2 separate regions of the Homo sapiens genome follow, and region 2 is linked to region 1. The links are chromatin loops, found by intact Hi-C in ENCODE. Cell type or tissue: breast epithelium. All regions are shown on one strand. Each heading gives the region's core, and the rest is flanking DNA. Links, peaks and the distances in the headings are about the cores only. Region 1 has its middle 86 kb from the start of TAMM41. Region 2 overlaps SYN2 (synapsin II).

Region 1 (5,378 bases), core at 208-5,207:
AGAGGATGCCTCCCAGAGGAACTGATGTCTAAGCTGAGCCAGCAGGTTAAGTAGGAGTCAGTCGGGTGAAAGAAGGAAAGAACAGCACAAGTGGTGGCAGCAGACAGCAAAGCCCCAGGAATGGAGACGATCCCAGTTGTCTGGAGGTTAGAGAGCCCGCATCTCAAGGTAAGCGGGAGCTGCTAGGACACAATGCTGGAGGCCGAAGTGAGCTGTTAAGAGTTCTGGGACATTTTGTTTTTGAAGGGCAATGGAGACATTCCAGGATTTTAAGTTGGGAGCAACATGATCCGATCTGTGGGGTTTTTGTTTTGTATTGTTTTGTTTTGTTTTTTTGAGACGGAGTCTCGCTCTGTTGCCCAGGTTGGAGTGCAGTGGCATGATCTTGGCTCACTGCAATTTCCACCTCCCAGGTTCAAGCGATTCTCCTGCCTCAGCCTCCTGAGTAGCTGGGATTACATGCACGTGCCACCATGCCCAGCTAATTTTTGTATTTTTAGTAGAGACAGGGTTTCACCATGTTGGTCAGGCTGTCTCAAATTCCTGACCTCAGGTGATCCACCCACCTTGGCCTCCCAAAGTGCTGGGATTACCGGCGTGAGCCACTGCACCCGGCCAGATCTGTGTATTTTTAGTTTTTAATTCTGTTTTTGTTTTTGAGATGGAATCTTGCTGTGTTGCCCAGGCTAGAGTGCAGTGGTACTATCTCAGCTCACTGCAACCCCCGCCTCCCAGGTTCAAGTGATTCTCCCGCCTCAGCCTCCTGAGTAACTGGGATTACAGCCATGCACCACCACGCCCGGCTAATTTTTGTATTTTTAGTAGAGATGGAGTTTCGCCATGCTGGCCAGGCTGGTCTTGAACTCCTGACCTCGTGATCCACCTGCCTTGGCCTCCCAAAGTGCTGGGATTATAGGCGTGAGCCACCTTGCCCAGCCTGAGAAATATAATTTACCCTCATATTCTTTAATCTCCCCCAAATCCCATTAATTATTGCTCTTAAATAAAGAGCATTATATGCTTTAATCTCCCCAAATCCCATTAATTATTTAAGAGCAATAATTTTTAAGAGCAATTATTAATGGGATTTGGGGAGATTAAAGAATATAATGGTAAAAAATCAATTATTTTTCATCTTTGTCATTAAAAAAAAATTTGTCAGAGACCCACCTGCATTTGCTCGGCACTACTCAGCCCCACTCCGTACTGCTCACGTGGAGGGAGTGATCGCCATCTAAGAGCTTAGCGGGTGATCAACGGCACATCCATTCTTTCAGGAAACACCTAGATGCTTAATAGCAAGCATCTCTCATGTGCCAGGCACTGCACGAGGCCCTGTAAACGAGATGCCAACTCTGCTTGGAAGTGGTACGGTGGAAGGGGCATTGGGCCAGGCAGACATGGGCTCAAGCTCCTACCCCAGCACCTCCTGAGGGAACTCCTTCAACCTTTTAGGACCCTGATGTCCTCACGTGTAACACTGGAATAAAGACACCTGGCTTCCACAGCCCATGTATGGATGAATGGGAATGCATACGGAAAGCAATTGCTCAAATACATACCAATTCCTCCCACCCTACCCCAGTTCCTCCACCTTCCAGGTTTTAGCGTCTAGATGAAAACCAAATTCTATAAATCAGGTTTAAGAAAACATTCCTGGCTGGGCATGGTGGCTCACGCCTGTAATTCTAGCACTTTGGGAGGCTGAGGTGGGCAAATCACTTGACGTCAGGAGTCCGAGACTAGCCTGGCCAACATGGTGAAACTCCATCTCTACTAAAAATATGAAAATTAGCTGGGCGTGGTGGCACGCGCCTGTAATCCCAGCTATTTGGGAGGCTGAGGCAGGAGAATCGCTTGAACCCAGGAGGCAGAGGTTGCAGTGAGCCGAGATCGCGCCATTGCACTCCAGCCTGGGGGACAAGAATGAAACTCCATCTCAAAAAAAAAGAAAAAAGAAGAAGAAGAAGAAGAAAACGTTCCTGAGTAGAAAACCCACACAAAGTGGACAGACCTAATAATAATATTTCCAAAACACATCTATTGTCATCATTCTGGATGGGCAAGTAGCTGCCCTCTCAGTAAGCTTTTTTTCATTAAGGAAATATATTAGCTTACCTGTCAAACTTGTTTTCTTCCCTGTAATGCAAGCAATTGCCTATGCTTCCCAAAGCCTGGAGGCCAATCTACTGCCACTGCTGACATTGACCCAGTGGCCAGTTAGACTAATATTCAGGACTTGCCAAGGTGCTCTCTCCCTGGAGGCCTCCTAAAATCCTTAAAGCACTAACTCAACATTTCCTCTTGAGCTCTCTTCAAGCCGAATCAGTTGCTTCATTTTCACTTCTTCATAAACTTAGTTGTTAATAATTTTATTTTTCATTTTTAGCATTTGCTTGTTTTTCTAATTTCTTCCAATTTTAATTTTCTAATGTCTTGACCTTTTATAAAAGAAATGGATGATGATGCTATTCCTTCTTCTATTCCTTAGAGGACTGTAAGTACAATTTTTTGTTTTGTTTTGTTTTGTTTTGTTTTGTTTTTTGAGATAGGGTCTTGCTCTGTTGCCCAGGCTGGAGTGCAGTGGTGCAATCTTGGCTCACTGCAACCTCCACCTCCCGGGCTTAAGCGAGTCTCATGCCTCAGCCTCCTGAGAAGCTGGGACTATAGGGGCCCGCCACCATGCCTGGCTAGTTTTTGTATTTTTAGTAGGGATGGGGTTTCACCATGTTGGCCAGGCTGGTCTCAAACTCCTGGCCTCAAGTGATCCACCCGCTTTGGCCTCCCAAAGTGCTGGGATTACAGGTGTGAACCACCACGCTCGACCAAGTCATCTTAAAATCATTTTCAGGCCCAGGCGTGGTGGCTCACATCTGTAATCCCAGCACTTTGGGAGGCCGAGGTGGGCAGATCATGAGGTCAGGAGATCGAGACCATCCTGGCTAACACGGTGAAACCCCGTCTCTACTAAAAAGATACAAAAAATTAGCCAGGCATGGTGGCAGGCACCTGTAGTCCCAGCTACTCAGGAGGCTGAGGCAGGAGAATGGCGTGAACCTGGGAGGCAGAGCTTGCAGTGAGCCGAGATCGGGCCACTGCACTCCAGCTTGGGTGACAGCAAGACTCTGTCTCAAAAAAAAAAAAAAAATCATCTTCAGGTTGTTGTTTTATTTTCATTTTATCTGGAATGAATTCATCTCTTCTTGATTGCTGATTTTGTTTGGTTCTGTATCTTATTATCATTGATTTTCCTAATAGACTTTGGGATCTTGGTTTGCTCAGTCTTCTTGAGGGCACTTTTCCCCTCTTGATCACCCCAGTTTCTCTGCTGCGCTCCATCTTTCCTGTCTAGCAGTTTCTAGTTGCCTCTATCCAGCCCCTGTGGCTCCTAGTCCAGAATTGAGTCTCTGTTGGTGCCTGGGCTCTCCACTCATAGAGGAGAAATGCAGTTCCAGGCCCCAGGTCACTGCAAAGACTGGCCCAAGTCTTGGTTTCTCTGTCTCCTGAGAAACATAAGTTTATAAGCCATAGTTCCAAATAGCTGCCGACTGCAGATTTCTTAGCTTCCTTTCACAGATGCAAGGTATCTGTGCACGTGCATGTGCGTATTTGAATAAAGAGATCCTTCCCCTTCCGGGCGCGGTGGCTCACACCTGTAATCCCAGCACTTTGGGAGGCCGAGGCGGGTGGATCACCCGAGGTCAGGAGTTCAAGACCAGCCTGACCAACGTGGTGAAATCCTGTCTCTACTAAAAATACAAAAATTAGCCGTGCGTGGTGGCGAGCACCTGTAATCCCAGCTGCTTGGGAGGCTGAGGCAGGGGAATCACTTGAACCCAGAAGGTGGAGGTTGCAGTGAGCCAAGATCACGCCATCGCACTCCAGCCTGGGCAACAGAGCAAGACTCTGTCTCAAAAAAAAAAAAAAAAAAAAGAAAGAAAGAAAAGAAAAAAAGAAAAAAGAGACCCTTCCCCAGGCCCCAATTTGAAGCAGGAGGTCTGAGTTGTTCTTGCACTTTGCTTGGTGCCCTTGCCATGCCTGTCACTGAGTAAAAACCCAATTCCTGCTTCTCCACCCAGAGCCCTGCAGGCCCATTCGTCACTCATGTATCTTTGTTACTACTCCGCAGAAATATGTATTACATGTTTCAGTATAGTGGGTTTTTTTCTGTCTCTTTTTATCATTTATCTGTCATTTCATATATTTGGAAAAGGGAAACCCTCAAAGCACAATCTTAAGAAATTATCTTGACCTGAGCTCCCACACTGCCTGCACAGACCTTTGCTAGTGCACTTATTACATGGAATTATAACTGTCTACGTTGCTGACACCACCAGTTCCCCAAAGCCATGGGTCAAGTGGCAGAGCCAGGATTTGAACCTCAGTCTACTGACACCAAGTCCTCTTACCTAGTATGCCGATGGATGAATACAACCATTTACATCTTCCCATCCTGAGTGCCTTGCACAAGCTCTGGCATAAAATATGTGCTCCGTTATTATTTGTTGAGTAACTTAAACTTAGACTCCCACTACTGTCTTCTAGATTTATCATAATTCTCTTGTCCTTTTATTCCCCCTAAATCTAGCACAGTATCCCTCTATTTAGACATGCAAGGTAAGTGAACTCCTGACTCTCTCCCTATCCTGGCCTTCCTGTGCCCATAACAAACATCATGGCCAAAGAACTCTCTCTCTCATGGGTCTGACCCTTTCTGTACAACCTTTTAAGAAATTGATTGTGAGGCTGGGTACGTTGGCTCACTCCTGTAATCCCAGCACTTTGGGAGGCCAAGGCAGGTGGATCACCTGAGGTCAGGAGTTTGAGACCAGCCTGGCCAACATGGTGAAAACCCGTCTCTTCTAAAAATACAAAAAATTATCTGGGCAGTGGCGGATGCCTGGGGATGCAGGGGAATCACTTGAACCCAGAAGGCGGAGGTTGCAGTAAGCCAAGATGGCACCACTGCACTCTAGCCGGGGCAACAAGAGTGAAACTCTGTCTCAAAAAAAATAAATAAATAAAAGAAATTGATTTTGATAATCATTTGCCCTCCCAGTGTAGACACAGATTTCTCTTTTGCCAATTGGAAATCCTAAAGCCATCCTCCACCTTTTTGTTTTTTGAGACAGGGTCTACCTGTCACCCATGCTGCAGTGCAGTGGCCTGATCATGGCTCACTGCAGCCTTGACCCCTTGGGCTCAAGTGATCCTCTTGCCTCAGCCTACTGTGTGGCTGGTACTACAGGCATGTGCCACCATGCCCAGTTGATTTTTAAAAATTTATTTGTAGAGATGAGGTCTTACTATTTTGCCCAGGCTGGTCTTGAACTTGTGGGCTCAAGTGATCCTCCCACCTTGGCCTCCCAAAGTGCTGG
Region 2 (5,378 bases), core at 240-5,239, 400 kb after region 1:
TTAGGGCAAACCTTGGACCTCAAAGCCCTCTCGAGGCCCTAGACTACATTGATTTTTATTGCATGTCCCTTCTCACTGGAGACTCTGTCATGTTCTAGAAGGTGGGACAGCTTAGAAAACAAAGAAGCAGGCTGGGCGTGGTGGCTCACGCCTGTAATCTCAGCACTTTGGGAAGCCAAGGCGGGTTGATCACCTGAGGTCAGGAGTTCGAGATCACCCTAGCCATCATGATGAAACTCCGTCCCTACTAAAAATACAAAAGTTAGCCGGGCGTGGTGGCCTACACCTGTAGTCCCAGGTACTCAGGAGGCTGAGGCAAGAGAATGGCTTGAACCCAGGAGGCGGAGGTTGAAGTGAGCTGAGACTGTGCCACTGCACTCCAGTCTGGGCGACAGAGTGAGACTCCGTCTCAAAAAAAAAAAAAAAAAAAAAAAAGTAAAAGAAAAAACAAAGAAGCAGGGGACTTGGGGGTGACTGTGACCAGAGCCTTGTCTGCTGTTTGGGCACAGTGTTGCAAGCCTCCAAATCCCAAATCTCCATGGGATTATTGCTGTGGGATGTTTCCACATGGTGCTGGACTGGATAGTGGGAGGCTGGGTTCCAATTCTGACTGTCACTGTAGCTTTGTGACTTTTGCCTCTCTGGGCCTCAGTTTTTTCTTCATAAAGTAGAGTTGAACTACGTGATTTCTAAAGCCCTTTGAAGTTCTTCTTCCCATCCTTGGCTGGCCTCAACCAGGAATGCTGAGATCCTCAGGCCAGATACCCCCAGTATCTGTTCAAATCTTAGTTCCCATAGGAGTCTGACTTTTCATCAGGGTCAACATTATTTCCTTCAAAGGATACCTTTTCATTTTGATGGTGTTAGTGATATTTGAAAAGAAGGGAATTGAAAGAGAGCTGAGTCTGACTGAAAGATGAAATGCCCGGGTTAGCATCCAGGCTGGTTCTTCATACAATGTTCAGACCAAGATAGAGGCTGATGTACTATTTGAAGGGAGCTCAGAAAGCATCCCATCTGATCTCTTCATTGGACAGATGTGAAGGCTGAGGCCCAGTGAGATACAGTGACTTGTAGAAAGTCCGTGGCAGAAGAGGACTAGAGTACTCGTCTCCTGACATCTAGCCCAGTGCTCCTTCCACTCCACAATATTACTTCTTACATCACCATTTTGTAGCAGCTTGAAATCTTGCCCTTAGAGGATAATCCTTCTTTTAAGGTTTTGTTGCTCCTCTGTTAAAGTATGGCTACCTCAGTGTAGAGTTCGCTCCCCTAAGGATCTCTCTGCATTTATAAACATACTGAATTCTTCTACCGGCTCTCTTTCAAACCCCAAGCTGGGAAGAAATGGGCCTTCACATGCAAAGCCTTGTTTGGTGGTGAGATTGGGGTATTGGTGAGCAGTGAAGAGTGTGAAAGAGGGAGAAAACAACCAGGATCATTACAGGAAAGCTGGGCCTTTGAAGGTTGTAGGTACCAAGAGGGTACATGCTGACAGGGACATCAAGATGCCAAAGATGTGTTTTTAAAATAAAAATACAGGTTTATTAAAGTACATCTACATATAGTAAAGTTCACTCTTTCAGAGATACTTTCTTTTTTTAATTCTCTTTGTCTGAGGGCCAGTCCTGCCCAGGTTTTGTCTAATGCAGAGAAAATTGACAGTGCATTTTAAAGATGTAGGGTATACCAAATAAGAGTACAGGGTTCTTGTAGCACTGCCACTAATATGCTCTGTGACCCTGGGAACTCACTGTCATTCCATGGGTCTCAGTTTTTTAATCTGTAAAGCAAGTAGATTGGACTAGTTCTTTAAAGAACCCTCCCAAGGGTATTCCCAAGAAAAATATGTGTAGGATTCCACGGAGAGATGGGCACACTCTGACAGTTTATTCATTTCTCTTCTGATTTCAGCTGACACTGCCCACGTTCCCTGTGGTGGTGAAGATTGGCCACGCTCACTCAGGCATGGGCAAGGTGAGGCAGAGAGGCCTGCTGTGCTTCAGGGTTGAACCAAGAAGGGCAGTTTTCAGAGCGCCCATTTGTGAACTGCTATTCTCCCTCTGTCACTGATGAATTCTTTCCAAAGAGAAGATGATTTGCCACCTCTAAAGCCATGAGTGTCACCCAACCAGACCTCTTTCAGTAAGCAGAATGCAAGCCACCTGCTTGGTCCTCTGGGTCCTTTGCAGCAAGTGTGGCCCTTGAGTTCTGGGAAGGGAAGCTAGGGAGAAGGGGCCTCCTGGGGAGATGTGGCACCCAGATTAGTGTCTGGATCGGATACATATTGGTGGGTTTGGAGGCTCAGGGCCCTTGTGACTTCTCAGTGTGTGTATGTGTGTGTCTCCCTTTCCCCCTTTCTGCCCTGCTCTAACATTAGGTCAAAGTGGAAAACCACTACGACTTCCAGGACATTGCCAGCGTGGTGGCTCTCACCCAGACCTATGCCACTGCAGAGCCTTTCATTGACTCCAAGTATGACATCCGGGTCCAGAAGATTGGCAACAACTACAAGGCTTACATGTGAGTAAGAGTGGGGTATGTTTTCTCCTCAGTGATGATGGAAAAGCTGAGCCTCCACATTGCAGCCAACTCTCAGATAACAGAGAGGGTGCCACTTAAGTCAGAGATTTTTTTACCTGGGTTCCTTTTAAGTCAGAGGAGGGGTCTGTGGACTAAGATGAGAAAATATATTAATATTCATTTTCACTTGCCTCTAAGGGAAATTTAGCTTTCTCTTCATTTTGAACAGAGACGACAGACTACATTAGTTACCTGTACATAGGAGTTTGTCACTAAAGGTGATTACTGATTTTCTTAGATCTTAGATCTTATAGTTGAGACACATATCTCTATGGATTATTCTCATTCCTACTTTAAAATAATGGTACTTGTTAGGCTTGCCACTACCTCCTGTTACTTAGAAACACATATTTTACTAATCACAGATTTGTTTAATATTTTTGATAACTCTAATTGGGTAGCTCTGGGATCCCATGTACTCTATCTTATACAGTTACACATCTTATATATTGTGTTCATTGGAAGGAATCCATAGGCTTCCCCAGACTGCCACAGCACAAAGTTAAAAAGTTCCTGGTATAAATATCCAGCACTGAAAAATGCTACAGAACATTAAAAGCCCAGTGCATGACTTCTCTGTAACTGTGTCCATTTGCCAGGATGGAAAGTTAAAAATTTCCTGCATTAGAATTTAGTAAAGGAAAAGATTTCAAAACTACCTGACTTTCCATAATACGCATAAAATGCAGGTGGCTTATAATTCCAATTTTGGAAATATTAATCCCCCACTTAAAGTTTACAGTGGGCCAGGCGCGGTGGCTCATGCCTGTAATCCCAGCACTTTGGGAGGCCGAGGCGGGCGGATCACGAGGTCAGGAGATCAAGACCATCCTGGCTAACATGGTGAAACCCCATCTCTACTAAAAAATACAAAGAAATTAGCCAGACGTGGTGGTGGGCGCCTCTAGTCCCAGCTACTCAGGAGGCTGAGGCAGGAGAATGGCATGAACCCGGAAGGCAGAGCTTGCAATGAGCCGAGATCGCGCCACTGCACTCCAGCCTGGGCGACAGTGCAAGACTCTGTCTCAAAAAAAAAAAAAAAAAGAGAAAAAGTTTACAGTGGTGTTTTCTTTACAAAGAAAGAACATTATTAATATATAGATTTGATCTTGGTCACTCAGGACTTCAGCAGACTTCAAGGTTGAGCAGCCTTCCCTTTCTCTTCCCCACCTGTGTCTGTTTTTCTTCTCTTACCCCCCCTTTTCACTACTTACACTCCCCACCCCTTGAGTGAGTTAGGCCCCCTCCCTGCACTCCTGTCCCATACCACCCTTCACACACCTCTTGGTTAGCACTTGCCACACATGTGTTTTGTGTCACCCTCCTCCTCCAGACTCTGAGTTCCTTGTGAACAAGAATGATGGAATCATCTCTGCATCTCCATTACCATGTATAGCAGCAGAAACATTAATAGGCACCCAATAAGTATTCAGGGAAGAACCTTTATGGAAAACTGAGGCATAGAATTTTTTTTTACCTTTATTGTCTAGATTTGTACTTTTTTAGTTTACAATTTTATATTTATAATCTTCCTGCTTCCAGAAAATAATTTAGGATTGCTTTAGAAATATGCGCAATGTGGCCAGGTGTGGTGGCTCACATCTGTAATCCCAGCAGTTTGGGAGGCCGAGGCAGGCAGATTGCTTGAGCCTAGGAGTTCAAGACCAACCTGGGAAACATGGTGAGACCCCATCTCTACAAAAAATACAAAAATTAGCTGGATGTGGTGCTTGCCTATAGTCCTAGCTACTTAGGAGTCTGAGGTGGGAGGATCACTTGAGCCTGGGAGATCGGGCTGCAGTGAGCTGTGATTGCACCACTCCAGCCTGAGTGACATGGGACCCTGTCTCAAAAAAAGAAAAGAAATATGCACAATCTAAGACAGAATAATTTAAAAACCATTATAAAAACTTGCTAAAAGAAGCAAAAAAATATATACCTTCAGGCACCTAGGAAAGCAGATTACCTATCTTTTAATTTTAAAATCCCCTAAATAAACACAAAACATTAATGACAACAGTGGAGTAAAAGTGTCTTGATCCTTAAAAGAAGACACCTAAATTTTAAGGGTTAAGGTTTCAAAAAACAACTTAAACTGAAGCATAAAAAAAGAGACTTCTAAAACATTGATGAAGGCTGGGTGACCAGAGAAGCTTTAGATAACATTTATTTACTTTTTTGGTGTGCAAGGGACCGTCAGTTATTGGAGAAATGTTTAGGCCCTCTTAGCTTCTCCTCACCACACTTCTTCCCCAAACTTGTGGCTATATTCCTGCTCTCAGAAGAAGGAATTTACTTAGCAGTAGCCAAGATTAGGCTTGGGATTCTTTTCGTCTACCCCAGCAATCACCGTGGAGATCCAGAGACAGCCACTTTGGTGTGAAGAAGGTACCATTCCTGCCTCCATCTGCAGTAGGCAATAATGTGGGTCAGCTGTGGAGGTCATATGATTTTTGGGTCTAGAGAATGGCCTCTCAGTGTCCCCTTTGCTCCCACATGCCCCAGGTAGCCTGTATGGATCTATGCCCTGCATCCCATTGTTAGAGAATGGTGTGAAGTGTTGGGGAGCTTTGCAAACTTTAAAGTGCCATGAAAATGTAAGGATGATGTTATTTTCCACTCAAAAAGGATTTTAACCTATAAATCAACAGGGTTATATAATATTTTTTCTAATATCTTAAATATTGAAAAAGTCATAGAGGTCATAGAGGTTATGGGACTGGCTTGAAACCAATTATATGAGGTTCAGTTTCTTCCTTTTTTTCTTTTCTTTTTTTTTTTTTTTTTTTTTGAGA

The links. Peaks named below come from ENCODE experiments on the same cell type or tissue, not always from the same donor. Only the 100,000 strongest peaks of a DNase experiment are listed, where the experiment ranks them.
Region 2: a loop joins it to region 1, with 15 times the contacts of the local background. A loop is called at or near these places in 1 of 110 quality-filtered maps.

The regions. Positions count from the first base shown.
Region 1 is chr3:11,758,034-11,763,411 of GRCh38, forward strand. It overlaps a transcript of TAMM41 not described here. Among named protein-coding and RNA genes, the nearest start is that of TAMM41, 86 kb to the right of the region's middle. In breast epithelium, for the core only: no CTCF peak of the experiment used is centred there; a DNase peak (open chromatin) is centred at 2,187.
Region 2 is chr3:12,159,632-12,165,009 of GRCh38, forward strand. It overlaps SYN2 (synapsin II), which reads left to right. Exons shown (of 13, transcript NM_133625.6): 6 at 1,915-1,977; 7 at 2,381-2,523. Among named protein-coding and RNA genes, the nearest start is that of TIMP4, 3.4 kb to the left of the region's middle. In breast epithelium, for the core only: no CTCF peak of the experiment used is centred there; no DNase peak of the experiment used is centred there; H3K27ac peaks cover 51 bases.